5 separate regions of the Mus musculus genome follow, and all the other regions are linked to region 1. A link is a loop called in an ENCODE intact Hi-C map of the cell type or tissue named here. Cell type or tissue: left cerebral cortex. All regions are shown on one strand.

What was found. Peaks named below come from ENCODE experiments on the same cell type or tissue, not always from the same donor. Only the 100,000 strongest peaks of a DNase experiment are listed, where the experiment ranks them.
Region 2: it touches region 1 in a loop (4-fold over the local background); 19 of 42 quality-filtered maps call a loop at or near these places.
Region 3: it touches region 1 in a loop (6-fold over the local background); 2 of 42 quality-filtered maps call a loop at or near these places.
Region 4: a loop joins it to region 1, with 8 times the contacts of the local background. A loop is called at or near these places in 12 of 42 quality-filtered maps.
Region 5: a loop joins it to region 1, with 2.6 times the contacts of the local background. A loop is called at or near these places in 2 of 42 quality-filtered maps.

What each region holds. Positions count from the first base shown.
Region 1 is chr11:94,327,316-94,332,315 of GRCm38, reverse strand. It overlaps Ankrd40 (ankyrin repeat domain 40), which reads right to left and starts at 4,315. Exons shown (of 5, transcript NM_027799.2): 1 at 3,929-4,315. The coding sequence starts at 4,062. In left cerebral cortex, a CTCF peak has its summit at 2,581; DNase peaks (open chromatin) are centred at 1,920, 2,590, 3,469 and 4,398; H3K4me3 peaks cover 3,421 bases; H3K27ac peaks cover 2,733 bases.
Region 2 is chr11:94,470,851-94,475,850 of GRCm38, reverse strand. Cacna1g (calcium channel, voltage-dependent, T type, alpha 1G subunit) reads left to right here and starts at 1,653. Exons shown (of 35, transcript NM_001177888.1): 1 at 1,653-2,475. The coding sequence starts at 2,234. In left cerebral cortex, a CTCF peak has its summit at 3,949 (motif pointing left); DNase peaks (open chromatin) are centred at 2,646, 3,089, 3,416, 3,869 and 4 more places; H3K4me3 peaks cover 3,552 bases; H3K27ac peaks cover 2,830 bases.
Region 3 is chr11:94,988,797-94,993,796 of GRCm38, reverse strand. It overlaps Ppp1r9b (protein phosphatase 1, regulatory subunit 9B), which reads right to left and starts at 2,585. Exons shown (of 10, transcript NM_172261.3): 1 at 879-2,585. The coding sequence starts at 2,249. In left cerebral cortex, CTCF peaks have their summits at 2,844 and 3,910; DNase peaks (open chromatin) are centred at 2,572, 2,878, 3,963, 4,790 and 3 more places; H3K4me3 peaks cover 4,685 bases; H3K27ac peaks cover 5,000 bases.
Region 4 is chr11:94,402,551-94,407,550 of GRCm38, reverse strand. No RefSeq gene overlaps it. Among named protein-coding and RNA genes, the nearest start is that of Abcc3, 12 kb to the right of the region's middle. In left cerebral cortex, a CTCF peak has its summit at 2,654 (motif pointing right); DNase peaks (open chromatin) are centred at 1,482, 1,921, 2,696, 3,582 and 2 more places; H3K27ac peaks cover 2,426 bases.
Region 5 is chr11:94,233,265-94,238,264 of GRCm38, reverse strand. Wfikkn2 (WAP, follistatin/kazal, immunoglobulin, kunitz and netrin domain containing 2) reads left to right here. Exons shown (of 2, transcript NM_181819.2): 2 at 1-2,313. The coding sequence ends at 667. Among named protein-coding and RNA genes, the nearest start is that of Wfikkn2, 6.8 kb to the left of the region's middle. In left cerebral cortex, a CTCF peak has its summit at 2,031 (motif pointing left); DNase peaks (open chromatin) are centred at 2,020 and 4,623; H3K27ac peaks cover 2,332 bases.

The DNA of each region.
Region 1 (5,000 bases):
GGTACCTTTAGTGCACTCTTTGACACTAAAAAATTACTGCCCAGGTGAGAAAAACAGAGAAGAAGCTTTTAAAACTATTTTGTGATGCTGCAACCCAGGGCCTCACATGCTAGGCAAGTGCTTGATCACTGCTACATCCCCAGCAGAGGATAAACAGAAGGAAGTATCTACCTGACATATACAGGCGTGTGTACATGCACCTGTGTATATGCATGCATGTGTATATGTGTTTATGCATGTGTGTGTGGTACCAGAAGCTGAAATGATGTCTTCAACATATGTTAGGCAAGCACCCTACCATTGATCTATGTAGCCAACTCACGTGCTTATTTCTTATTTAACTAGTGAACCTAGGATAAAATGGACATTGCTTAGCAAACTGCAGCTCAGAATGTTTTGTGTGGAGCTGTCTGTGGCATAGGCTTGAAAAGTGAATAATTACACTAAGTGAGCACTCAAAAATGAATGGATCAGGTTAAGGAAATGCTCCCTTTTGGAAAGAAGTTTTTACTGGAGAGTGAAAGAGTAGTTTACCGTGAGTGGGTCAGAGAGACTCTGAGACAAACAAACTGGTTTAGAGTACCACCATGTAAATGGGGTTAGGTGAACACAGCATGTTCTGGCCATCCCAGCAACCATCATTTACAGACTGGAGTTGGGTGACCATAGGCAGCTATAACTCAGAACCATTGCAGCCAGACAGCATTTCAACTTCTTCATAAACCACTATACTTATTTCTAAAGCCAAAGGGAACATATGACACTTGGATTACAATTGATGTGGAAACTCTATTTTTGAACTTCAACTCTTTAAACTTTATATTTGCAGTCAGCATATCCCATTAGGGCTGGGAAGTATTTTAGACCAGAGGCTTTGGGCATCATTCATCAACTGGGTATCATTCATCATTGCTGAAACTGTGGTTACTAAGCAACCAAGAATTGAAAGCAGTCACCAGTCTACTTTTCAATGTTGAAAAGAGTTGGGTTTTTTTTTCTTTTTTCAGGGTAACTTTATATGTCTCCCAACATGTTGCCTAATAATAAGAAAATAACAATAGCTAACACAAACATAATACTTTACATGTTGGACCCTGTTCTAAAAGCTCTGTTTAATCTTCAAAATATCCCCTTAGGATCTGGGTACAGTGGGGTTTGCCTATAGACTCAGCTATTCAGTAGACCAGGGTAGGAAGAGGGTAACTTTGAGGACAAGGGTTAAGACCAGCCCAGGCAACACAGCAAGGCCAAGTCTAAGAAGAAAAGGAAGAAGGAAGGAAGGAAGGAAGGAAGGAAGGAAGGAAGGAAAAGAAAAGAAAAGAAAACCCTACTACTGTGAATATTCTTCACTCATTTTACAGTCAATGAAGCTGGGTAACTAGCAAGCAAATAAGCAAATTATATAGTGTACTAGGCGGATATTAAGTGTCGTGTATCAATAAAGCAGAGTAAGAGATTAGGAACTGGCAGGGCTGGGGGAAGAGTTGCACAATTTTTAACGACAGGCAAGGAAAAGCCTTAGCATGAAGCTAATATTTAAGCTAAGATCCACATGAGGACTGAGAGCAAACCATGGTGTGTAAGAGAAAAGCTATCAAGACAAGAGGGAAGGCAAAATGCAAAAGTCTAGAATCCAGGCTGTGCTGTTGCTCCAGGAAAGGCAAGGAGGCCAGGGAAGAAGTGAACAAGGAAGCAAGTCAGGAGATGAGGCCCAAAGGTCAGGGAAAGGAGTGCATATTGGCTTCTTCTCACAGTAACATGGGAGCCACTAGAGGACTTTGAGTGAGGTGATCCAACTGTTCCAAGTCAGGGTAAGGCAAGTAGACTAGTAAGGATGCTAGTAGGAAGACTCTGGAACTATCCTGCATCACAAGTGGAGCTGGCTGGCTTTGTATCACAGTGTAGAGCTTGTGAGAGGTAGTCAGATTCTATCTGAACATAGAGGCAGCAGAACTGGATGACGGTACGTGGATGTGAAGGAAAGACAGGGACCAAGGACAGTGCCAAGCTTTGTGGTTTGGTTCATATAAGAGGGCAGGATGCGAAGAGCTGAAAGCATTAGGCCAAGAGCATAAGGCAGGATAAAGGGAATCTAGGAATTCACTCTTGGATTGAATAGATTGGAGCTGGAATTAAATCTATAGGAAGCCTCATCATGTCACCTCAAACTCACCTGATATACACTGTATATCTAGCACATGGCAGGCACTGTGCTGAGGGACTCAGATGTCAGATTCCTTTTTCAGCTCTAACAGTCATGTAGACCCACTAAATCCCAAATTTAGTAATTTAGGAGCATTTTTAAAAACTGAATGGTTTACTTAATTTTCCTGGGGTCTCAGTTTCTTCATCTTTAAGATGGAGAAAAATAACAATATCTCCTGATTACCCTGAGATAGGTTAAGTGTTTAGAACCACATCTGTGCCATAGAGCAAGTTCAATACTTGGTAGCTATTTTTCATCTCAATAAATACTAACAACACTTCTGAAAGACCTGGAAAACAAAGTAACTCAGGCAAGACCACACAGCTAGGCAGGCAGAACCTGCAGCAAGACCAGGCTCATTGTTCTGTAAAACACCGCCTCCCAGTGCCAAAACAGGAATTCACAGCTCTTGGACGCCATGGCAAGGCAAACACAGCTACAAGTGTTTTGACTACAAATGCTTCAAAAAAAAAAAAAAAAAGACTAGAAATTAGTGTCCACTGTCTCCAGGCTGTGGACAGCTATCCAGGCTAGTTTCTTTAGGGAAAGGAGTCAGACAGCTTTCTTAGGAAATTAGGAAATCTCATTTCTGACTCTGTTATCATATTGACAATTGTGCAATCAGGGCAAGACACTCTCTGGAATTCAAATGATCTCCAGTGCCCTTTCCATTCCAAAATGTATGGCTCGATTTACTGGGGGGTTTAAAATTCAAATTTAACTTTAAACTGGCAAAAGAGGCTAGATAAGCATTACCTGAATTAAAAAAAATTAATTGTAAAATGTCAAAAAAGGGTAGAAAGAAATACCACATTCAGTAACTCGAAACTAAAGATTTAGCCGGGCGTGGTGGCTCACGCCTTTAATCCCAGCACTTGGGAGGCAGAGGCAGGCGAATTTCTAAGTTCGAGGCCAGCCTGGTCTACAAAGTGAGTTCCAGGACAGCCAGGGCTATACAGAGAAACCCTGTCTCGAAAACCAAAAAAAAAAAAAAAAGAAAGAAACTAAAGATTTGTTCATATCTTAAAATGAGACAGACTCTGTATTGGGAAGGAGGCAGATCTGCTAGCCGACTTGTAAAGCCTTGGGTAAATTTCTCTAATTGGAAATTGTACTAAGCAAACAAAACACTCTACAGGGCAGACAAATGAGTCTCCCCTCAACAGGCAGCTGTAGGCAACAGCCAATCACTGTGGCATTAAAACAACTGAGGCAGAATTATTATGCAAGTGGCGAGGGTTTTGTAGTTGTTCCTTTTCTCCTGGTCTTGGCTAAAGAAACCGTGCTGGTTTTTTAAGATTGGCATTTGCTTCGTTGCTTATGCTTTCATCTCTGCACGAAGTGTTCTTCAGAAGCGCCCATGGCAAACTAATTCAAGCTTGATGAAATCCAGAGCAGAGTCGCCGAGAATCAAAGCCTCTATGCATCACCATTTGGGCCAAGTTAGAGCCAGGGGGCGCGCGGGGGGGGGGTGGCGTGGGTGGGCTCCAGTGTCCCGGAGGGCGCTGGCCGCGGTCAACCACAGAAGAAGGTATGGTTTGGGGAGGATGCGCTCCTGACTGCACCAGGCAATGGGAGATCGGGGCCAGTCTCGAAAGGGCCACGACCTGAGAGGCCTGGGGCACCAGGCGTCACCTTCGCCTGCGTCCTGGGTCACGGCTGACTGCTCCACGCCCCGAGCTCGCAGCCCTGAACCCTGGGCCTCCCCCGCTCGCCACTTACCAGCCGTTGACCTCATTTTGCGAGTTCACATCCACCCCGCTCTCCACCAGTTTCTGCACCTCCCGAATGTCCCCCAAGGCCGCCGCCTCCCGCAGCCTCTCCTGCTGCTCCTTCTGCTCTAGGAGGGCGCTCATCTTCCCCAGGGCCCCGGGCCCCGGGCCGCCCCGCCCCGAGCCTGTCAGCGCCGCCGCCGCCTCCGCGGCCGGCTCCCGGCCATGGGGAGGGAGCGCCGGGCTCGCCCGCCCCGCTCGCGCCTCCGCCCGCGCCCGGCCCAGGGCCTCGTGCGCCCGCCCGCCCACCGACAGCTCCCTGGCTGCTCGCGGCCCCGCAGGCCCAGGCCTCCTCCCCCACCGCGCCTCCGAAGGCCGGCTCCGGGGGACCCTATTCGGTGTGACAACATTGACCTAGATACTTTTCGTTCCCACCCGCGGCCCCGCCGCCCCGGCCGGCTGTTTATGTAACCACCGCACTGGATTATCTGCTGTGATTCATGGGCTATTTTTAGAGCTCCCACCCGGCAGCTTCCAGCGAGGAGGACAGACACAGGAATAGTTGCGAGGCGGAGGGATCCGACATTGTCGTTTGAGAGCCAGAAAAGCCTTATCCTCAGGAGCAGGCTGTTTAGCAGGCATTAAAAATAATTGGTGGGTTTCCACCCCCACTCCCCCAAGATTAGTTAGCTCTTTTTTTTTTTTTTTTTTTTCCATCTGAGCCAATTTTTACCCAGCAGGACGGGAAATGGGCTGAAAAGGATCCTACTATAATATGCCCATTATTTGCAGAGATAGATGACACTGTTCTTTCTTATTTTTGTCAGTGCTTGGGACCATTCAGCTAGAATATTTATTTCAGCTGTTACTGTTTTTATTTTACCCTTTATCGGTTTTAGACAGAAATTCTTCCAACTTGGCTTTCATGAAGATTAACATTGATTCTAGTTTATAAAATGCAACTCGTTATAGCTTATAAATTATAATTAATTATTCTGAAAGTCATCTAAGGAAAGACGGAGGGCGGGGCGGGGCGGGGGCGGGCGGGCGGGGGGAGCTCTTTGTCATCCTAGTCCTGATTC
Region 2 (5,000 bases), 140 kb before region 1:
CCTCTGGAGGATGTGTGGGTGGCTCAACTTTGTCAGGGAAGAACGCCTGCGAATCAGGGGCTGCAGGAGGTGATCCAGTCCATTCATTCCTCAGCCTTCCCGCAGTGGCTTGTGCCATTCCGGAGTCTACCAGGACTACAGATCCTGTCGTTTCCATCGTAAAGATCCTACGCAGATTGTAAAGATGTTTTCCCTGCATCTAACATAAACGCTTCCCCCCTCCCCCACTCCCCATCACGTTCAGAATTCCGGTGGTGCTTGTTTCTCTGGTACCCACAGCCCTTTGGAGGCTGTGAGAGAGATAGAATCGACTGAGCCCCTGAACATAGGGAGATGAAGCTGGGCAAAAGCCCGGGTCTCCATTTGCGTGTACATGCCTGTGAAGCACAGCGCCAGCACCTCTCCCAGTCCAGTGGTGGAGAAAAGTAACTCCAGGAAGCATTCATCTCTCAGACACTTCTCTTAAGCTATACTGGAATCAAGGGGAGAAACTGAGGCAGGAAGTAGAATTTTGCAGGATGAAGTTGTTAAAGCTCAGCTCTAGGTATCATTCCTTACAACATGCGAGGCCCACAATGGCCTTAGCAGGCTGTTCCCACTTCGGGGCTGCAGGTGATCCAGGCTCTACAGTCTTGGTGCCACGCCTGGAAGCTATGCTTTTCCAGCAGGAAGCCCCTGAAAGGAGTCTCCAACCTTCAGAGAGCACTAGAAGCAGGAGATGACGCTCAGAGCATCAGTGAGAAGACCTGCGGGTTGGGGTTAGGCCAGGGTCAACATCTTAGAAGTGGACCGGGGTTCTGGACCAGCAAAGAGGCTGGTGGGAAACATTTCCAGACCACGCCTACTTCTACCTTTCTAGCTACGCCTATTTTTCCCAAACAGACCCCTTCCAGCCTGAAACACCAGACTCTTCTTCCTTCTCCCCAGTCTGACCCCCAGGTTCAAGCAGAGGATGGGTTATTAACCAGGTGAAGAGTCAGATTTAGCTGTGGGATCCCGGTAACACCCCTAACTCCTGTGATTCCTGTCTCCCTTCTTTTTCAGTTCTGCTTAGACCTAAGTTCTGACTTCTGGCTGCTGTCCAATTTCGGGGTCCTGGACAAAAGATGTCAGAGGCTCGTAGGGCTACCCTAGGACCAGATGCCAAATACTTTGATTTCTCGAGGCTCCCTCCCAGGGGAGTCCCAAAGACCCAAGAGGCCAATAGAAAAGTGGGTTCGGTCTGGACAGTCGTCTGATTGGCCCCAGCCTTCGGGAGCGAACCCGGGGGCAAGAGGAGGGTAGAAAGGCGGTCGTGGTTTTGGGGTGGGAACCGGATTCCAGCTGTGGCTCTCCCCCTGTACCCCCTCCCGCACTGGCACGGCGGCTGACCAATGGAAGGGCGGTTCTGGACCGGTGACGCACGGCGATTGGCTGTGAGATTGGCTGGGGAAAGGCGGGGCCGAGGCTTGAAGTTGGAGTGAGGGATCCAGCTGTGGTGTGCGCCGGGCTCCTCGCCGCCGCTTTCTCTCGTTCTCTCCCTCCGCGTCTCGGCCGGAGGAGGAGGCAGTGGCGCCGGCGACAGCTACGGCAACGGCAGCCACGGCGGCGGCAGCGACATCTCCGCCTCCACCCCCGCCCGGGACGGCCCCCCACGGTCTCCCCGCCCCTCCCGGTCCTCTAGCCCGCCGCGGGGCGGAGGAAGGAGCCAGCCCCCACCCCCTCCAAACCCACCCCCAAAGAGATCCCTCCTCCCCTCCCCCTCCCCCCGCCGTCTCTGGCGTGGAGCCGGGACGATGCTGACCCCTTAGATCCTGCTCCAGCTGCGCCGAGGGAAGAGGGGGCGCCCCTCCCCGGACCCCCGCCCTTCACCGGGTGGCCCCTTTTTTCCTCCTCCTCTCGGGGGCTGCTTCACCGAAGGTAGCGCCCATTCGGGCAACCGGAGCCTGGGCGCGAAGGGAAGAAGCCGGAACAAAGTGAGGGGAAGCCGGCCGGCTAGTCGGGGAGCCCCCGGGAACCCAGGGGAAGCGGGACTCTCGCCAGGCGGGGCTTCCCTGGGACCCGGCGCCCCGCGGGCAGCATGCCCCTGAGGGCAGGGGGAGCTGAGCTGAACTGGCCCTCCTGGGGGCTCAGCAAGCTCTCTAGAGCCCCCCACATGCTCCCCCACCGGGGTCCCCCGGTTGTGTGAGGACACCTCCTCGGAGGGGCTCCGATCGCCCCTCTTCGGACCCCCGGGACCCCAGCTGGCCAGAGGATGGATGAGGAAGAGGATGGAGCGGGCGCCGAGGAGTCGGGACAGCCCCGGAGCTTCACGCAGCTCAACGACCTGTCTGGGGCCGGGGGCCGGCAGGGGCCGGGGTCGACGGAAAAGGACCCGGGCAGCGCGGACTCCGAGGCGGAGGGGCTGCCCTACCCGGCGCTGGCCCCGGTGGTTTTCTTCTACTTGAGCCAGGACAGCCGCCCGCGGAGCTGGTGTCTCCGCACGGTCTGTAACCCATATCCTTCGGGGCACAGCGATGGGCCGGACTAGGGGGGTCCACAGGAGGGCGGGCCGTGTTGCCAGAGGGGACCGTAAGCCAGGTGAGTTGGAGAAGTGAGCCTGGACTGTGAACAGTTGAGTGGGGGACTGTTAAGGAGGGGAGGGGGCGTCCGAGTAGAAGCGGAGACTGGTGGGTACCCCAGACGAGCCCCACCTCCGAATACACACACCTCAGCCTTCCTTGGGCGGGGGTGAGGGGTGGAGGGTTGAAATCCAAGCTAGGAAAAGAGAGGAGAGGTGACCCTCTGGTAAGCATCTGGATGCTCTACAGATGTGGGCAGAGGAGGGTCGTCATCCTCCAGATGTGGGCAGCTTCAGGAGCCTGGGCTTTCTACTCCGCCAGCCCGCCAGCCGCGGGTTAGCGAGCTGGGTTTGGTTTTCGAGTTTGGGGGCAGGGGTGGAGAGGAAGCTGCGGGGACGGAGGAGGGGAGACCGCAATCTCCTGGGGTTTCCTTATGCCCCCGCCCCAAAGTTTGCGGCGGATTCTAGGGTCCAGTCCCCCGATCTAGTAGTCCTGAAGGCTGAGGTTTTTACTGACCTAGCGGGAAACGGGGGGTGGGGGCAGGTCCTGTCCCCCCAACACCCTCCCAATCCGCGGGTTGGAGGCACAACAAGGAGATTTCGGCGGCGGCTGATGTCAGGGGTGCAGAATGAGAACAAGATGTGGTGAAGGGGGAGCTGTCTGCCCCCAGAGCTGGACTGGAGCCCCTTTCAGAGAGAGCCCAATGCGGCCAGCGCCCTCCCCACCTCAATTCTTTATCTGATGTTGAGTGCTAAGGTTGGGTTGGGGAGTTTTGTGCTTGGTTTTTTGTTTTTTGTTTTTCTAAGGGGGGGGGGGAGACTGACAAAAGCGCCGGCAAGTGGGGGATGGGATTAAGCTCGGCCACACTACGCCTCCCCTTTCACAAATCAGAGTGTTCCGGCTGATGGCAGACCAGGTATGGGAAACCGCAGTCGTCTGAAAGTATTGGGGGGACCAGAGACTGCCAGTGTGTTCATTAAGGAGGACTGAGGTCCAGCTCCTTAAGCCTACTCTGTGGATGGGTTTTAGGAACGCATGCCCAACATTCCAGGCAGATGAATTTTGATTCTCAGCCTCACCTCTGCTTAGCCTGGCGTGGTCAGGGAACCCCTGATCCTCTTTTTTAAAAATAAAACCAAACCCCTAGCACAAAGCACTCACTGGCTTGACTGACGCCCATCTCTGGGGTACTGGAAAGGTGGGGGGCTGGCTGGTATGGCTATCCCAGTAAGGGATAGCCTCTTCTGATTCTCTTCTTCTAGCCCAGAGGCTCTCTGGGAGTCAGGCTGGGAGACCCCAGGTTTACCCTGTAGCCCCTGAGAACCCAAGTCCGGCTCCGCTTTGGAGCACAGGGGCAGCGGGAGAGCTTGATGCTGCCCTCTGCAGCCACTGCCTCTAGTGCGCAAAGCAGGATGTAAGCTGAGTGCCCCCACCCGCTGCTCTACACTCCGTGAGTCTTTGAGAAGCTCCCCTCAGCCCTCCCAATCCTTTGCCCCTTCCTTCCTTCCTTCCTTCCTTCCTTCCTTCCTTCCTCTCTAAACCGAAGAAAGGAGAAGAGGGACTCTGAGGAGTGTGGTCTCCCTAACTGGCTTGCTATCTGGAATTATGAGTCTCCATCCCAAGGTCTCCTTCTCTGTGGCAGAGATGGAGAAGAGAAAAGAAGCCCTCATGCCCACTCCTAGCCACATTATGAATGGGAAACCCCCAGCAGTCCCTATCCTCTCTTTCTCAGGAGTCCTAGGGGTGACTGGAACATCTTGTCACCTCTCCCTTCAAATACCCCCTAAAAGCAGACCTTTTGGCAAGTATCTCTGCCCACTTGCCCTATCTCCAGGTGGAGGACCTGGAGGTAAATACTTTCCTGGGAGAAAATAAGTGACCAGGCTTACAAGAGGGAAAAGAGGTGAGAGTCTAGTTAATCTTGAGATTTGGGGAGCAGGCCCGATCTGGGGAGTGGTGTGTGGTCTGGGTGTGTAGCACCTATGTCCCTAGATCTTAACTAGCTAGCTGAATATGCCGAGAACAATTTCTTGGTAAGGGGGGCTGCCTGGACATTTATTCCCATTTCCCCATCCGACCCAAGTCACAAGGACAAGTGTATTTCCACGGCCAGAGAAGGAATCTGAACGGCCCCCTGAGCCTTAACCCTCTCCTTTCTCTCTTTTTGGTATCCGTGAGGCTTCTGTTGGCTTCAGGAGTCCCCAATGTAGGTCATGAAGACATTGGTCCTGAGGGGCCTGACTGGCTTCCCCTCCCCAATGGACTGAAGCTAGTTAGCCTTTTTCTCGACATACTTTTCTCAGCCCCTTCCTCTTGCAGCCTCATTAAAAGGCCAGATTTCCTAGAGTGGAGATCTAGGTGTAGGTAGGAAGTGTGTGTGTGTGTGTGTGTGTGTGTGTGTGTGTGTGTGTGTGTGTGTGTGTGTTGTGGAGGGAGGAAGGAGGAAGGGCACAAAAGTTT
Region 3 (5,000 bases), 660 kb before region 1:
TCTTCAATAGTGGTGCTAGAGAAAGGGGGAGAGGGGCTGAACAAGCAAGCCCCCAGCCTCTTTTAAAGTCCATAGAGAATATGGAAGGCTATAGGCATGAAAAGCCTGCCCAGGCACCTTAGGGGAACTTCCAAACTCACCCCCCTCTTCCTGTAGGGCCTGCTCCTTCAGGGACCATATAAGATGCCCCTTTCCTGGATGCAACCCTGGATATGGGAAGCTGGCCCAGCACAGACTTAAGGAGTAGGGTTCTTTCTCCCAGCCCCAGTCACATGGCCTTGGTCCAGCTCACCCTAGAAGACTGCTTCCTTCTTTCACTTCTGCAAAGTGGGAGTGGGAGTACTAGCAGGGAAGAGGGTCAGCCTTCCACTGTATCTTTGTTTGGGGAAGTTCCTAGCTCCCCTCTGTCACCCCAGACAGAGCCAAGCCTCACACATCCAGAAGCAGGAAGCGTCCCTAAGCTCCCCACCTTTCTCTTCCTGACAGCACATGTGTAGGAACAGTATCCCCAGGACATGTCCCACACCCCTTCAGGGCAGCCAAGTCCCAGCCTCTGGCAGCTTCTGGAAGAAAGAATGTCTGGGGGAGGAAGAGAGAGCAGGTGTCCCAGAGTAGGCGTGGAGTAGGGAGGGATGCTGGGCGGGGTTAGGAACCTGAGGGCAGGTCGCAGCAGGCTACCTTCACAATCACAGACCTGAAAACCTTCCCACTCTGACAAACAGCTGGAAGTTCCCCCACGCCTCCCTCATTGTGGGAACTTCTGGGAACCCGGCTGGGTGGCAGGGGCTGACTCAGCCTGCCAAACACGGATGTCTGGGCGGGAGCGACCACACGCACGTGGCAAGGGCAGCTCGGGGGGCCCAAGGGGGGTCACTCACTTGGATCGGTGCGGTGCTGAAATGGATCTTCCGGCTCGGGGCCGGGTCCTCTTCCTCTGAGAGCCCGGGAATCTCCACACACCCTGACTCCGGCTCATAGGGGGGCTCCCCGTCCTCTTCGTCTTCTTCATCGTCCTCCTCCAGGGCACTGCCCCCAGAGTCCTCCCCGAGTCCACTGTAGGCGCTCACATCCACCAAGTCCGCTTCCGAGAAGTCCTCCTTCTTGGATTCATCCACCTCCTCAGGTGCCATGTCCGGGGCCCGGCCATTGTCCACCCCCCTCTCTAGCGTCGCCACTGACGCCGCCGCCTCCTCCTCGGGGACCGCTTCGGCCTTGGGTTCCTCGGGTGCAGGGCTGGCTGTGGTGGCCGGGGTGCTGCCATTCTCCAAGGCTGCATGGACCGTCACCTCGGCCTGGATCACTTCCCCGGGAGCCGACTCGGCCTCAGACTCCCCACTTTCTTCAACCTCCACCGGCTTGATCTTGCGCACCTCCCGCGGCTTAGGCGGAGGTCGGGCAGGGGCCACCCGGTGCTGTGGGGGCTGCTGCCCTCCGGGGCCACGCTCCTTCTCGGTCGCGCCATCCCCCGACGGGGCGGGAGGCGGCGGCGGTGGCTGGAACACCCGGGACCGCTTAGTGACCAGCTTCGAGTTGACCTGGGGCGCCCCGGCTGCCCGAGGGGGGCCGGGTGCACGGTGAAGGCCGGTCCTCGAGTCGGCTTTCTCGAAGACCGCACTGAGCTGGCTGACCGTCGGCGACACGGCGTCAGCATCCAGCTTGTCCAGCGCCTCGGTGCTGCCGTTAAAGCGCACCACGACGTCCAGCTTCCGGTCCTGCAGGCCGGCGCGCTCCTGCCTCAGCAGCCGCCGCGCCACGGCCTCCTTGTCGCCACCCGAGGCCGCGGGGACGCTCCGTTCGAACAGCTTCCGCGTCTCCTGCAGCCGGGACGGCGGGTGCGGCGGAGGAGCGGGCTGCGCCGAGGGCGCGGGCTTGGAGTCGAAGCGGCTCACGCGCTCCGACACACTGGTGCCCAGCTTGAGCAGGGCACTGTGGTCTACGTTCTCGTTCAGGCTGCTGGCCCGCGGCAGGGACAGGCGCACCCCGCGATCGGACGCCCGTGGGGCCTCGGCCATGCCTGCGCCTCCGCCTGCCTCACCCGGCGGCCCCGCGGTGGTGCCCATCTGCAGGAACATACTTTTGATGCGGTGGACGTTGGAGCCATATTTCTTATGGTGGGCCGCCTTGGGTGCCTCGTCGGGCCCGGGTGCATCGGGAGGCTTTAGTGCCTGGATGCCCGCTTCGTAGGCGCTGCGGTGCGGGGAGGCGCTCCGGAGGGGACCCCCGGGCCCCCGAGGCTCCGTCTTCATCATGGTTGGGGGAGCCGGGTTCGCATCCCCCTGCTCCCCGCTGCCCCCCTCCAGCAGGCGGCTGGCCAAGTCGGGACCACCGCCCCCTCCCCCCAAAGAAAGAAATCCCGAAAGGCCTTCTATAGAGTCCCCCAGAAACCAAGCTGCCAAAAAACAGTTAACCCTGCTTTAAAAAAAAAAAATCTCCGAGCGCCCTGTGTGGGTCGCCTCCCCCAACCAAGCTGCCAAAGACAGCCAGCCCCCTTCGAAAGCTCTAGCGGCCTGGTGCGGTCGCCCCCACCCAAATTGAAGAAGCGGAGGCTGGCTGGAGCTGCTGGGACCGCGCGCCCAGCCCGCGAAGCAGCGGCCACGGCACCGGCTCACATCCTCCGAGGCGGTGTCAGCGGCGCTGGCGGCGCAGGCGCCCCCTACTCCGGCCGGGGGCCTTGGCTCTCGGGGTGCCCGGCATCCCCGCGCCCGTGGCTGCTCCGCTGACCCGGGCCGCTCCGCCGCGCCTCCCTCCCTCCCTCCCTCCCCCCCGCGCCCCGAGCCTCGGTCTTTCTCTAGCTCTGCCCGAACCGCGGCTGCCGGAGACCGAGCGGCTGCCCTTCTCGCCGCCGCCGCTGGGGGACTGGTACCACTGGGTCCTAAAGGGATCGGATTTCCGGGGCCGGAGCCTGTGAGCCCTCCCCTTCCCTTCCACCCTGTCGCCTGGTCTCTCCTACTCATAGTTGGCGGACAGCCTTCCGCAGCTTCACCGACCTTGGCTATTCTTCTTCAGCCCTCCCATCCCAAACTCGGCTTTTCACAATCCACTTAGGCGTCCCCTCATTTAACCCTGGGGGCGGGGAGCCATCCAGCCACAGCAGGAACTGGCCTTCTCCTCCCACAAAGTGAAGGGGTTCTGTGGGGAGGGCCCTTAATCATTTCTCTAAAGGTCCTTAGAGTGTTCAGGGGTACCAGCAACAAAACTTTTGGGTGCTAGATCAAAGTACATAATTTCTAGCTCCTTCCCAAAGGTGAAGGGGAATCTCAGAGGCGGAACCTGGGATTCTTCATTTTAACAATTCCCCATAGGAATTTTTTTTTTTTCATCTTTCAGAATGTAAAACTTGGGCCCAGCAATCTTTGTGGTGCTCTGTCCGGAGGAGAAATGAAGAAAGGGACAGGGTTGGGGGTTACATCACCCATATGGCAGGAGATTACCAAAGATGCTTTTTTGCCTTGGGAAGTCTTAAAATGACGTTGTTCACCTACCCCTTTGGGGAGAGGTATAGAATCCTGGCCTTCATAACCTGCCAGAAAAGATCTCTGAAACAGGAAGGTTTGTAAGGTGTTGGGGGAGGTTGGAAGGAATGATTCTAGAGTCCCAGGGCTAAAGTTTCCCTATTGAGAGTTCTACGTTGGGTCTCAGACTTAGAGGATTCTGGTCACTTGTGTGCAAGCGTGTTTGTGTGTGTGTGTACCCTACAAATCCCACCTTGAAAACTCAGCTTCTTTAGAGCTCCTTCATTCCTCACATACACAACAAGGGGCCTTGTTATGCCCGTTATCCTTCCCCAATCTAGCAGTGAGGATCCGTCCAATATTCAGTCAGGTCTAGATGTGTAGCTCCTCCAGTCGTTGGTAGATTCCCAGGAACTGAACAGGGTGGACACTAGGACCCAGAAAACAACTCAGGCACAAAGCCTCCCCCCTCTCCCCAGCTGCTTCCTGCATCTCAGGCCTTCCTGCGGCCTCTGCCTCCTCCCCCGCCCTCTTCCCCTCCATCCTCTTCCTCCTCTTCCCGTTTTCTCACTCTCTCCGGTTGGCCTGGCCCAGCTCATAGAGGGAACCCTCTACCCTTCCGTTCTCCGTGTGTGGGTTTTGTGGGACACTAACCCATGGCACGTGCGAAAGAGCTCTGTGCATGGGGGGGATGGGACGTGGGGAAACCGCCTGGGAACCCTGAAGATTGGGATGGGGAGGAGCCAAGAACCACTGGACTGGCTCCCTAGAGTAGTGTGCCAGGAGAGGGAAGATTTTTTGGCTCTCATCTGGAGCCGGAGATGAACCCAAATCTCAGGCTTTCGGATGCCCCCTGCATTTTTGCACAGTGGGCAGGAGACTTACCCCTCCCCAGTTCTGCGTTTGGGGATCTGTGCAGGGTAAAGAAGCCATCCAGGTTCCGTCTCCCCTCCTGACCCATCTTTCATGAACAAGCTTTAGGACATGTTCTCAAATTCAAGTCTGGGGCTTGAGCCCTTCACCCTAACCCGGCTACGGCAGTCAGTGGCTTGTTTTTTGAGAAAGGGCCTGCAGTATCCTGTGCTGGCTTCGAACTAAATACTTAGTCAAGGATGACCTTGAACTTTTCTGATCCAACTGCCGCCACCTCCTGAGTGCTGGAATTACAGGCTTGAGCAGTTACTCCAACCGAGGGCTTCCTTCTTGCTCAGCAAGCATTTTAGCAACTGTTTTACATCCCCAGCTCCCTCTGCAGTGGTTGGGCGATGCCCTTCTGCTCACCCCATTGCCAGTTGGGAATCTGAGCAGTGTTCTTAGAGTTCCTCTGTGGACTTGGTGGAGGGCCCAGGGCCCTGGGTGTTCTGCCCAGAATCTCCCACACCCTTTGTGGTGAGTCATTTTTCACTGGCCCCAGCCCAAGGGGTCTGTACCCACACTCCTGGCCAGGTGGGAGGAGGGGTTGGGAACCAGCTGTTAGTCCCTTTCCCAACACCCTTGGCAGAAATTTAGGATGGACTGGATTTAAAGGTACCCTCAGGTCTCCCTTGT
Region 4 (5,000 bases), 75 kb before region 1:
AGAGGAGAGGGAAGAGGGGGGAAAGGCCACCAGTGTAGGGGGGCCAGGAGTCCGGGAAGCCACCTGACCTAGAGCCACTTTCTGATGCTATGGTTGAAGTCCCCATGCCAAAAAGCAGTAGCCAAAGACTCAGCCAGCCTTTTCACCCATCAGCCATTGCAAACATCTGTCCTTACCATTTCCATTCCCTTGAACAGCCCCACCCTTTCAAGCCAGGTGTGCGTGTGCGTGTGCATGTGTGTGTGTGTGTGTGTATACTCATGCTTTGGCATAGAAATCAGACCCAGGGCTTATATGTATTTGAGGCAGGACTCTACCCCTAAGCTGCATTCCAAGCCCTGGGTTGGATTCTTGAAACCTAAGTGGCACCCCTCACTCACAGCGCCCATCTGCACAGGCAGCTGAGAGCCCGCAGTGCCAGGTTGCTGGTTGCTGGGAAGCTGGACTTGCAGGCGTCTGTCCTCTGGCCTACTTCCTAAGCTCAGAGAGCTTTTTTGATTGCTCTTTGGGGCAGAAATGATACCACTCGTGAAAGCAAACACCTGGTTTGATCTCCCTGGGGTGTTTGATGGCGCCCAGCTCTGATCCCTCTAGCCCTCTCAGCTGGAGAAAGGGGGTGTTTGTACAAGCTGGCTTTGCTTTCTCTCTCTCTCTCTCTCTCTCTCTCTCTCTCTCTCTCTCTCTCTCTCTCTCTCCTTCTCTCTCTCTCTCTCTCTCCTTAAGGGAAGCTGTACAAAATTCCTAGAGTTTTGCCACCTGGATCTAGGGATTAAGCTTTTATATTTTTGTAAAATTCTTTAGCTGTCTGTTCCTTATGGGTGAGAGGTTTGGGAAGGGGGAATCTGGAAGATCCCCCCTCCTCCCTTTTTCTTCTTCTAGTGGTTAGAAGATTCTATGTCAAGGTGAAGCAGAAGGCTGAACCCTCTTCTTCACCCAGAATTTCCTCATTACCATCCCTGCCTCTGTAAACACACAGCAGTGCAGTAATACTGTAGTGTCACTTGAGGTAATGCATAGCATGCCTAATTCTTTCTACAATCCTGTTCTCCTGCCTCTCTCTTTCTTCCCAGTAATGACTAAAGAAGCTCGATGTGGGTCACACTGAACATGCTCTAGGGTTGCTCTCCAGGGAGCTACTGTGATCCACCCAGTGAGAAGGCAAAGACCCCTTCTCCAGCTCCCCATCCCACACTATCTATGGACCTGAGAGCACTTCTCTGGCAGGATACCATGCCTTTGTAGAGACAGCTGGGTGGTACTTTGGACATATTAATAGATAGCAGAATGAAGGTGGATATTTGGAGGGGGGAGAGTATTGTGGTTAACTCTTCCAACATTGTAAAGTCTTTGTGGCCAGGCTCAGTGATGCATCTCAGCCCTTGGGAGACGGAAGGAGGGGGATCAGGATTTGGAGGACATTCTCCACCACATAGTGAGCTGGAAACCAGCCTGGGCTACGAGATAGTCCCTGTCAAAACCAGCCAAACAAAAACCCACCAACAAAACAATGACATCGGTGATGGAAAGAAACTGGTGTGTCTCATTGCACAGGTTTGAAAGTAGAGAAGAAACAGCCGCTGAGTCTGAACGGTGCATGGTGATCTTGGGGAAGTGGGGTTGGGGAGACAGCAGGTCTTTGGTTAGGGCCTCCAACGCAGGGGCTTCTGAGACAAGGGTAGTGGGGGGGGTGCTTTTGGAAGCTAGAGCATCTCTCTCTCTCTCTCTCTCTCTCTCTCTCTCTCTCTCTCTCTCCCTCTCTCTCTCCCTGGGTGCCTTGCCTTCTTGCCTTCATTCAGTCTTCTTCCTGGGGGTTCAAAGAAGAAACTGTGTCAAGAGCCCCAGGCCTCCACCTCGGGCTTGGCTGCTTCAGTTTCCACCCCCAAGGCTCCAGGAAAAGGCCTGTCTGGGGGTGGGGAACTGGGAAAAAAAGGAGTGATCTGAGCTGGTGCTAAAAACAAACCTGAGGCTCACACGCAGTCTCTCGCTCCTCCAAGGGCTGAAGCCAGGGAAGTACCCGGCTAGCTTTTTTTTTTTTTTTTCCATGCAGTGGTGGGTTCATAGAAGTTAAGAGCTGAGGTCACACAGTCAGAATTTGACTCTAGGGCTGGCCTTCTGCAGCCCACACCATCTCAGTCTGTTCTCACTGCGGAGGAAACAGGAAGCGATGGAAAGATCCATGCTTACAAAATGAAAAGAATTTTGCAAGGAGGCTAGGGGACCCTTTCCTGAAGCGGTCACATTGGGTTTATAGAAATACACATGTGTTCTCTGTGTGGCATAGTCAGTGGGCTAGAAGGGTCCACGGCCTCCCACCTGGTGGGATACTAGCCTCTAACATGATCCCAGCCATAGGGATTGTGGTGGTGTCCTTTGACCTCCAAGGTAATGCAGGTTCTGCAGTCACTCCAGGTTTCCAGGCAATGTCCTTCCCTAGAATGGCTCGCTCTGCCCTTTGAACCCCTGGCACCTGCTTGTCTCAATCACCACGGTCTCCACCCTTCTTTCATGCTCCCACCCGGGCCTCTACCCACTTTCCAAATATGTTTCAGCCTCACCTTCATCCGTTCTCCCAACGTTGTCTGGTGCCCTATGGTTTCCCCTGCTGAGGCGCCAACCTGCCCCACCTGGTGACAGCCATGTAGTGAGGGCGTTAGACACCAGGTGGCAGCACAGAGCACTTTCAGCTGGTGCCACCCAGGGTTTCTCTGCAAGAGGGATAAATCTGGGAAGAAGATACCAACTGTGGTGGATCCGTCCACACACAGATGCCCTGTATAGCCCAAAAGAGGAAGCAGCTCACGGTGTGAAGAACTTGTCTGTGTGGAACCACAGACTAGAACACACCATCTGAGCGCTGGGGAGCCACAGCCAGGTGGAAAGGGAGGGTGAGTCCCTGGTGCCAACAGGCCCCTTAAGGCCACTAAACTAATCCCAGACCGAGGTGGCATGTTGGATAGGGGACTTAACTCTCAAAGCAAATCTAGTTGTTTACTGATCCCATCTGTAGGGCAGGATAAAGTGGATCAAGGAATGAGCTGCCCAGTAAAGTCCAGGAGGGAAGTCTGCTACAAACCCCACACTCTGCGTGCCTTAGCTCCTATCCCAGTGTATGAGCTTGGCTGAGACCCACAGATCCTATTAATTATTACTTTGAAAACTCTGAAATCGGGTGCAGTAGCCAAGCCCTGGCCTGCATGCCAATTAGATGAGGGAGCAGGCTGGGGCAGAGGGCAGACTTGCTGAGACTGGGAGGGGTCCAGGCAGATCCAGATGGGCTGAAGTCTGGCGGAAGCCAGAAGGGGGAAGCAGGGTGTGCGCCGGTGCATAATTTAGGGGTGTTCACAAACTTTAAAGGTCTGTAAACATTCAGTGAGATGGGGGGTGGGGGTCACATTGCTGGTTCTACACTGTCCCTTTTGTTAGATCCAACCCACCCTGCCCACAGGCAGCATTTCCTGTGCCTAGGTCTTCCTGTCTCCTTTGCGCTTCTTTCTAGCTCCTGCTGCTATGCCCACTCTGGATTTGCCTTTCCCTTTTTCTTCTCTTGCCCGTTTTCTTGCCAGGAAATTCCTGACGCGGGACTCCTTCAAGATGCTCACTGGCGGAGGAGACACAGCGCATGCGTAGTCCATCTAGTTTGGAATCGCAGCCAGGTGGAAAAGCAGGGCGAGGCATTGGTCACCAGACTCTGTTCCCCTCTATGCCTCAGCTCAAACCTTGTTGCTCCTCTCATCATCCCATTCGATAGAAATATCTTAGTTCTGAATACTCAAAGGCAGAGTGGGCCTTGCTCACTTTGGGGACTGTTCCTCGTGACACGGTGGCCTCACTACCTACCTTCTAGGGAAATGACATTCTGAGAAATGCTGCTTTAACTTTCCCTATACAAAGCAAACTTTCACCCAATCTGTAATAAGTTAACCATATTCTCTGAGATTATTTACAACCATGCACTCACTCTCCCACAGGCTGCGCATTCAACCTATTCAGAATTACCTTCAAAGACTGTAATCACTCTTGCTATGCTTTGGACATCCCAATGTACCATGTTCCCTATTTTCCCTTTGGGACTCTTTCATGCCCCTGACTCAGAACAATGTATGTGTATGGAAGATGTGGTAACCAGGTTTAAGACCATTCGCTTGGAAACATTGAGGGGTTGAAAGCAACGTCACTTCCTCCTTCTCCCGCAGAAATCTGTGGGTACAGATTCCTAATATTCGACTGTGGCTCTGTGTGCTGTTCTGAATCAGTAGGGCCAGGAAGACGATTTTTCTCCCTATGGGAATCCTGTAAAAGATGAAGACAAAGGTTCCTCCCTCTTTTTCATTACTGGATTTACTATGCTGCTCAATAGAGAGGATGGCCTTTGTTCAGAATCTACTTTTTAGACTCTTTTAGATTATGTTACTCTCTTTCAGACTAGTCTTCTTTTAGATTAGACTAAATTAGATTAGGACAGGAAAGGCGGAAATATGAGGCCCACTCTTGGGTAAAGGGCACCAAGAGCTAGTCTTTAGTCTTTTATATGGCATAGCCACATTTGGACGCCTTGCTGGAGGAAGCATTCTTCCACCCAGCTACCCACTTGAGTTGCTGGTAAGTGAGCTACAAGCACAGGGATTTTCCGATAGGTGCTGAGGAAATCGGTCTCCTTCTCGCCAGGCTGGTTTAGTCTGGGGAAAGCTCTTGCTTTCACTCTGGGGAACTCTCTGTCCCCTGAATTTTGAGCTCATGCACAGCAGTTAGTTAATGACTCTGCTTGTGAGTATCAGAGCTAAGATGCCTTCAGAAGACATTTATGTGCTTTTAAGCATTATTCAAAAGGACTGCCCCTGGCATCCTGAAAGAGACTTGGGCAGGGCAGGGTGGGATTGGTAACCCGATTGTGCTGTGCGTAGGACAGGTTCAGTGGAAGCTCTTAATTCTTTGGAACCAAGTTAGGTGAGCTGTAAAGTATTATCAACAGAGGAGAGGGGAACTTCTGGGAAAATCATTAC
Region 5 (5,000 bases), 94 kb after region 1:
TTTCACCTTTGGTCACTGCCACCACAATCTCAACCACTTTGAGACCTACGAGGCCTGTATGCTGGCTTGTATGAGTGGGCCATTGGCCATCTGCAGCCTGCCTGCCCTGCAAGGGCCTTGCAAAGCTTATGTCCCACGCTGGGCCTACAACAGCCAGACAGGCCTATGCCAGTCCTTCGTCTATGGCGGCTGTGAGGGCAACGGTAACAACTTTGAAAGCCGTGAGGCTTGTGAGGAGTCGTGTCCCTTCCCGAGGGGTAACCAGCACTGCCGGGCCTGCAAGCCCCGGCAAAAACTTGTTACCAGCTTCTGTCGGAGTGACTTTGTCATCCTGGGCAGGGTCTCTGAGCTGACCGAAGAGCAAGACTCAGGCCGTGCCCTGGTGACCGTGGATGAGGTCTTAAAAGATGAGAAGATGGGCCTCAAGTTTCTGGGCCGGGAGCCTCTGGAAGTCACCCTGCTTCATGTAGACTGGACCTGTCCTTGCCCCAACGTGACAGTGGGTGAGACACCACTCATCATCATGGGGGAGGTGGACGGCGGCATGGCCATGCTGAGACCCGATAGCTTTGTGGGGGCATCGAGCACACGGCGGGTCAGGAAGCTCCGTGAGGTCATGTACAAGAAAACCTGTGACGTCCTCAAGGACTTCCTGGGCTTGCAATGAAGCTAGCTCGTCTACCCTGACCCTCCTCCACCCACCCACCCACCCACCCCTGCCCTCAGTCAGCCACCAGGTGACTTGAGGTTAGACAGCTTTGGCTAGGAAAGAAGCATTAGCTAATATGTGGGGAGAAAGCCACCCGTAAAGCCTCCGAAGTTTTAGCACCATCTCTATGTTCTCTCTGCCTGTCCGTGGTCTCACTTTGAAAATGGTAGTGAGCACTAGCCCCCTTTAGAGGTCTGTGGCCCATCGCTTCCCATACTACCAGCGCTGTGACCTTGGACAAGTTGCTTAACCTCTCTGTGCCTTAGATTATTGTGAACAAAGTGGGAAGAGTGGTTGTACCCCCTGGGCTTAGAAGAAAGCAGTGAGCTAAAGGAAGTCGGGGAACCTGACAGGTTCTTTGGGTTCCATAAAATGTCTGTATCTCTGCCCCAGCCCCCAGCCTCCACCCCAGACAAGGTTTCTCTGTGTAGCCCTGGCTGGCCTGGAATTCACTCTGTAGACCAGGTTGGCCATGAACTCAGAGATCTGCCTGCCTCTGCCTCCCAAGTGCTGGGATTAAAAGCGTGCACCACCACGTCTGGCTAGAAGGTCTGTATCTCTGATAGCTGAGAAGGGGGCTGGCAGGGGGAAGAAAGGGCATAGGTAAGTTGTTTCCCATGGGTGGTTCCCTCGGGCAGTCTCGTCCCCCTTTGCTGACCCATGCCCCTCTGCCCAGTCGCCTAGCCTGGGGTCAGGAGGAGATGCCATCTGTATTGTAGAATGGTTTAGCTTGTATAGGAGGTATGTGGGAAGAGAGAGATAAGAGAGTTCGAGGGTCATTTAAGACAGCTGCCCTACTGTGTGCCGCCCCACTACACGGCTGTAGTCAGAGACCATCCACATCAAGGGTCGTGAACATCAAGAAGCCAAAGCTTCAACCTAGGCTCTAACTTCTCCTAATGGAGACTGAAGGGCCGGCTGCCTTTGGTGTCACCACACCAAGCGAATCCATGTTTTCTTTCCTTAGCTGCCTTGGTTTGCTTGTGTGCTTCTGTACATTTCAGCTCAGTGAACACTTCCTGGGTGCCAGGTGCTAGGACCATAGAGACTGATTCTGCTCTACTGGCCGAGTCTGAAGGCCGTCCTGTATCTCAGCTCCCCCAGGCGCCAGTGGGTGATTGACAGCGGCTAGGCATTTTCATCTGATGAGCCAGGTGCTTTCATGTGCTGTGGACTTCCTAGGAAAAGCCCAAAGATCTGTTTTGGTAGCAAGAGAAATAAAGAAGACAAAGGCAGGAGGATCAGGGGGCAGCCTAGGCACCAGAGAGGATGTGGGCCCAGGGAGAATGAACATTGCTTGATGCTGCCATCTAGTGGTGCATATGGGCACCTTCAGGGATCAGGAGGAAAGATCTATCTGGGTGGGGCCTGGGAGGGGCCTCTTGGCGATGGCAGCTCTGAGATCACTTGTTTCTTCTGGTCCCAGATACAAAGGCACTGTGTAGAGGATTTGGAACCCCTCTGTCATCTCTGCATCTGCCCTGTTCCCTCCTCAGACCTTCATTCTTTCGACATCCCTCCAAAGGAAGCACTGTGGGATGCCCTAATGGCTTCCTCAAATATACGGAGGACGATAATAAATAAAATTTCATAGTGTCAACTGCTCTACGTGTGTGGCTCTTTTAGGAAGGTGAGGAAGGGGCGGTGATCATGTCATTGACTCTGGTGGCCTCTTAGGAGGGAAGTTCGGTCAATGGCACCATATTTGGGCCGTGAAGGGACACAGTAGCTTCTCAGGGCCCCTATGAAATATAAGGCTCCTTAACCACACTCTGAAGAGTTTAATGAGGTAACCGGGAGAAAACCTAACCAAGAAGGCAGGGTGACTTTTCCACACTCGTAGACAAGGAGCGCTATGGCCCCGGCCTGTGGCCTAACTGCTCTGTGGGGGACAGCAGGGATCAGGGCCACAGACAAGATCCTCCTGCCTCTAATACTGTGGAGTCTAAGTGTGAAGGTGGGAGGGACAAAAGCAGGGCAGGCAGATGCTCTGCTGTGACTTCTAGGGACGTCAGGAAGCGGCCTGCTCTCCAGCGTCCTCAGGGTGCCCGAGTTCTGACAAAGCTGGCAGTCGTGCATTTGAACCCAGGGAGACTTACTGTTGTTCCCCAGACCCAATCAAGAGTGTGGAACCCACAGCCTGTTTCATCCTCAACAGAGGCACCCCTCCCTTGCATTTCCATGGGGTTCTCGGGGCTATACCCAAAGGAGGAATTCAAGCCAGGCCCAGCCTGGCCTAGAGCAGCCTCTTTCACCTAAAGGCTTGGGGGTGGGTGGGTGAGGGGCTTCTATTTCTAAGAGAAGAGGGGGCAGGGAGTGGGAAGGCCACACCATCACTAAAGGACACTGAGCAAGGAACTTAGCCCTCGGGATGACATGAACGATGATCACTTCCCAACCTAGTCAGGTGTCCAATGAGGGTGAGGACTGTTGCCTCACTCTGTCCATAGCAGCCTGGGGACACCGACTGAACCTGCTTCTAGGCCACAATATCCAACAAATACTCTCAGAGCCCAAGGGCAAATGCCTCCTCCCCAGCCTCACCTGTCACCTGCCGCTTTAGTTCACGTGTACAAAGAAGAGTCTAAACCCCACGGTTAAGTCCAGCTTGCTGTTCTGCCCCCCTGGTAGAGAGGGAAATTCAGGGGGGGTTGACAGCACAGAAACTACCTAGCCCAGGAGGCTCTGGCTCGCCGAGACCTGAATCCATCCTCCATCACTAACTTGCTGTCTCTGAACCTCTTCATGTCTAGCCCGCACAAAGAGTAGGAAGAGCACTTACTTTCATCGTGTTGCTGGTGGTGGTGTTGTGTGCATAGGCACACTCACACGCATGCTCATGTGTGTGAAAGCAGGGACACGTGTGGCCATCAGAGGACAGCCTCGGATGTCTGCCCTCCCCTTTCACTTGGGACTTGTATACACCACACAGCTGGCCCGGAAGCTTCCAGAGACTCTCCATCTCCCATCTCATCACAGGAGCACTGGGGTTACAGATAACGTGCTACCTCGCGCCTGGCGTTTTGTGAGTTCGAGATATTCACACTCAAGTCCCTGTGGTTATGAGGCAAGTGTTCACCACTGAGCCATCTCCTCTGCCCTGGATTTGTTGTTTTGCTCTAGACAGAGTCTCTCGGTGTAGCATAAACTTACCTCAGCCTCACTCCGCAGTCCAGATTGGTCTCAAACTAGTGATTCTCCTATTTCAGTCTCTCAAGAGCTGAGATGACAGGTTTGTTCCACTACGATGCCTGCATAGTCATAGCACTTGGAGAAACTTGGAATCCAACCCATTACCCTGTAAGAACATAGCCTGGCTTAGAGTGGTCCTTTGACCCTCTGAGGCTCCCTGGGCAAGGACCCCAGGGCCAAACACTCTACCTCATCGTCCTGGGCATTGGGCCTCTGCAGGCTTCTGATTCTCAGAGGACATCCAAAATGAGCCCCTTACGTTGGCTGATTTGGGGCTCAGGGGCTTTGGGGATTACTAGGGGATGATTGCTTGAGGAGCTATGGCCGTCTCTGACCTGCTGGGTGAGGATGATTCCTCTCTGGAAATGCCACCTTGCCTTTTTAGCCTCGCTCTCCTGAGCCGCCTTCATGCAATGGCCGACAACAAGCAAGTCCCCAGGCTGGGCAGTCACCTGGCTCAGTCTGCTAGACATGCCCTCAATCCTCCTCCAGGACACAAGGAACCCGAGGCCACCTGCAGCAAGGCCAGCCTCATGCTTTTCCTGCTTGTGGTGGAGCTCGCCCCTTGCTATTTCTAGGCTGTATGGCTCTCCCTACACCTAGCGTGCTCTCCAGGCCTTTTCTCCCCTTCTAATCTATTCAGGCTTGGCTGACACTAGACCGGAACTGTCCCCACCACCCCTAAGCAAGGCACTATGGCTTTGTTTACCCTCCTCCCTCCCAGCCTCCTAGGACACTCTGTCCCATTGTCTGGCTAGCTGCTCACTAGTCTGATGTCACCCTCTGGGCAGTGGCACCAGAAAGCTACCCAAGCACTAGGACAAAACCTAACTAGGGAAAGGGGACAGAAGTAACACACAGGCATGTGGCTCATTCTTTCTTTCAGCTCTGATCTCCAACTGCTCCATTATGATAAATCGAACCAACAGTTTACCGTGTGGTGGCACCAAGCGCCTTCTCCTGGGGTCCACACTGAGATCTCATGAGGCACAATGACATTTTCTAGGTAAGGAAAACTAAGGCAAGAGTAATGGGACATTTACTTAGCCATGGCCAAAGCACAGGGCTACAGTTCCAGCACTTGGGAGTCAGAGGCAGA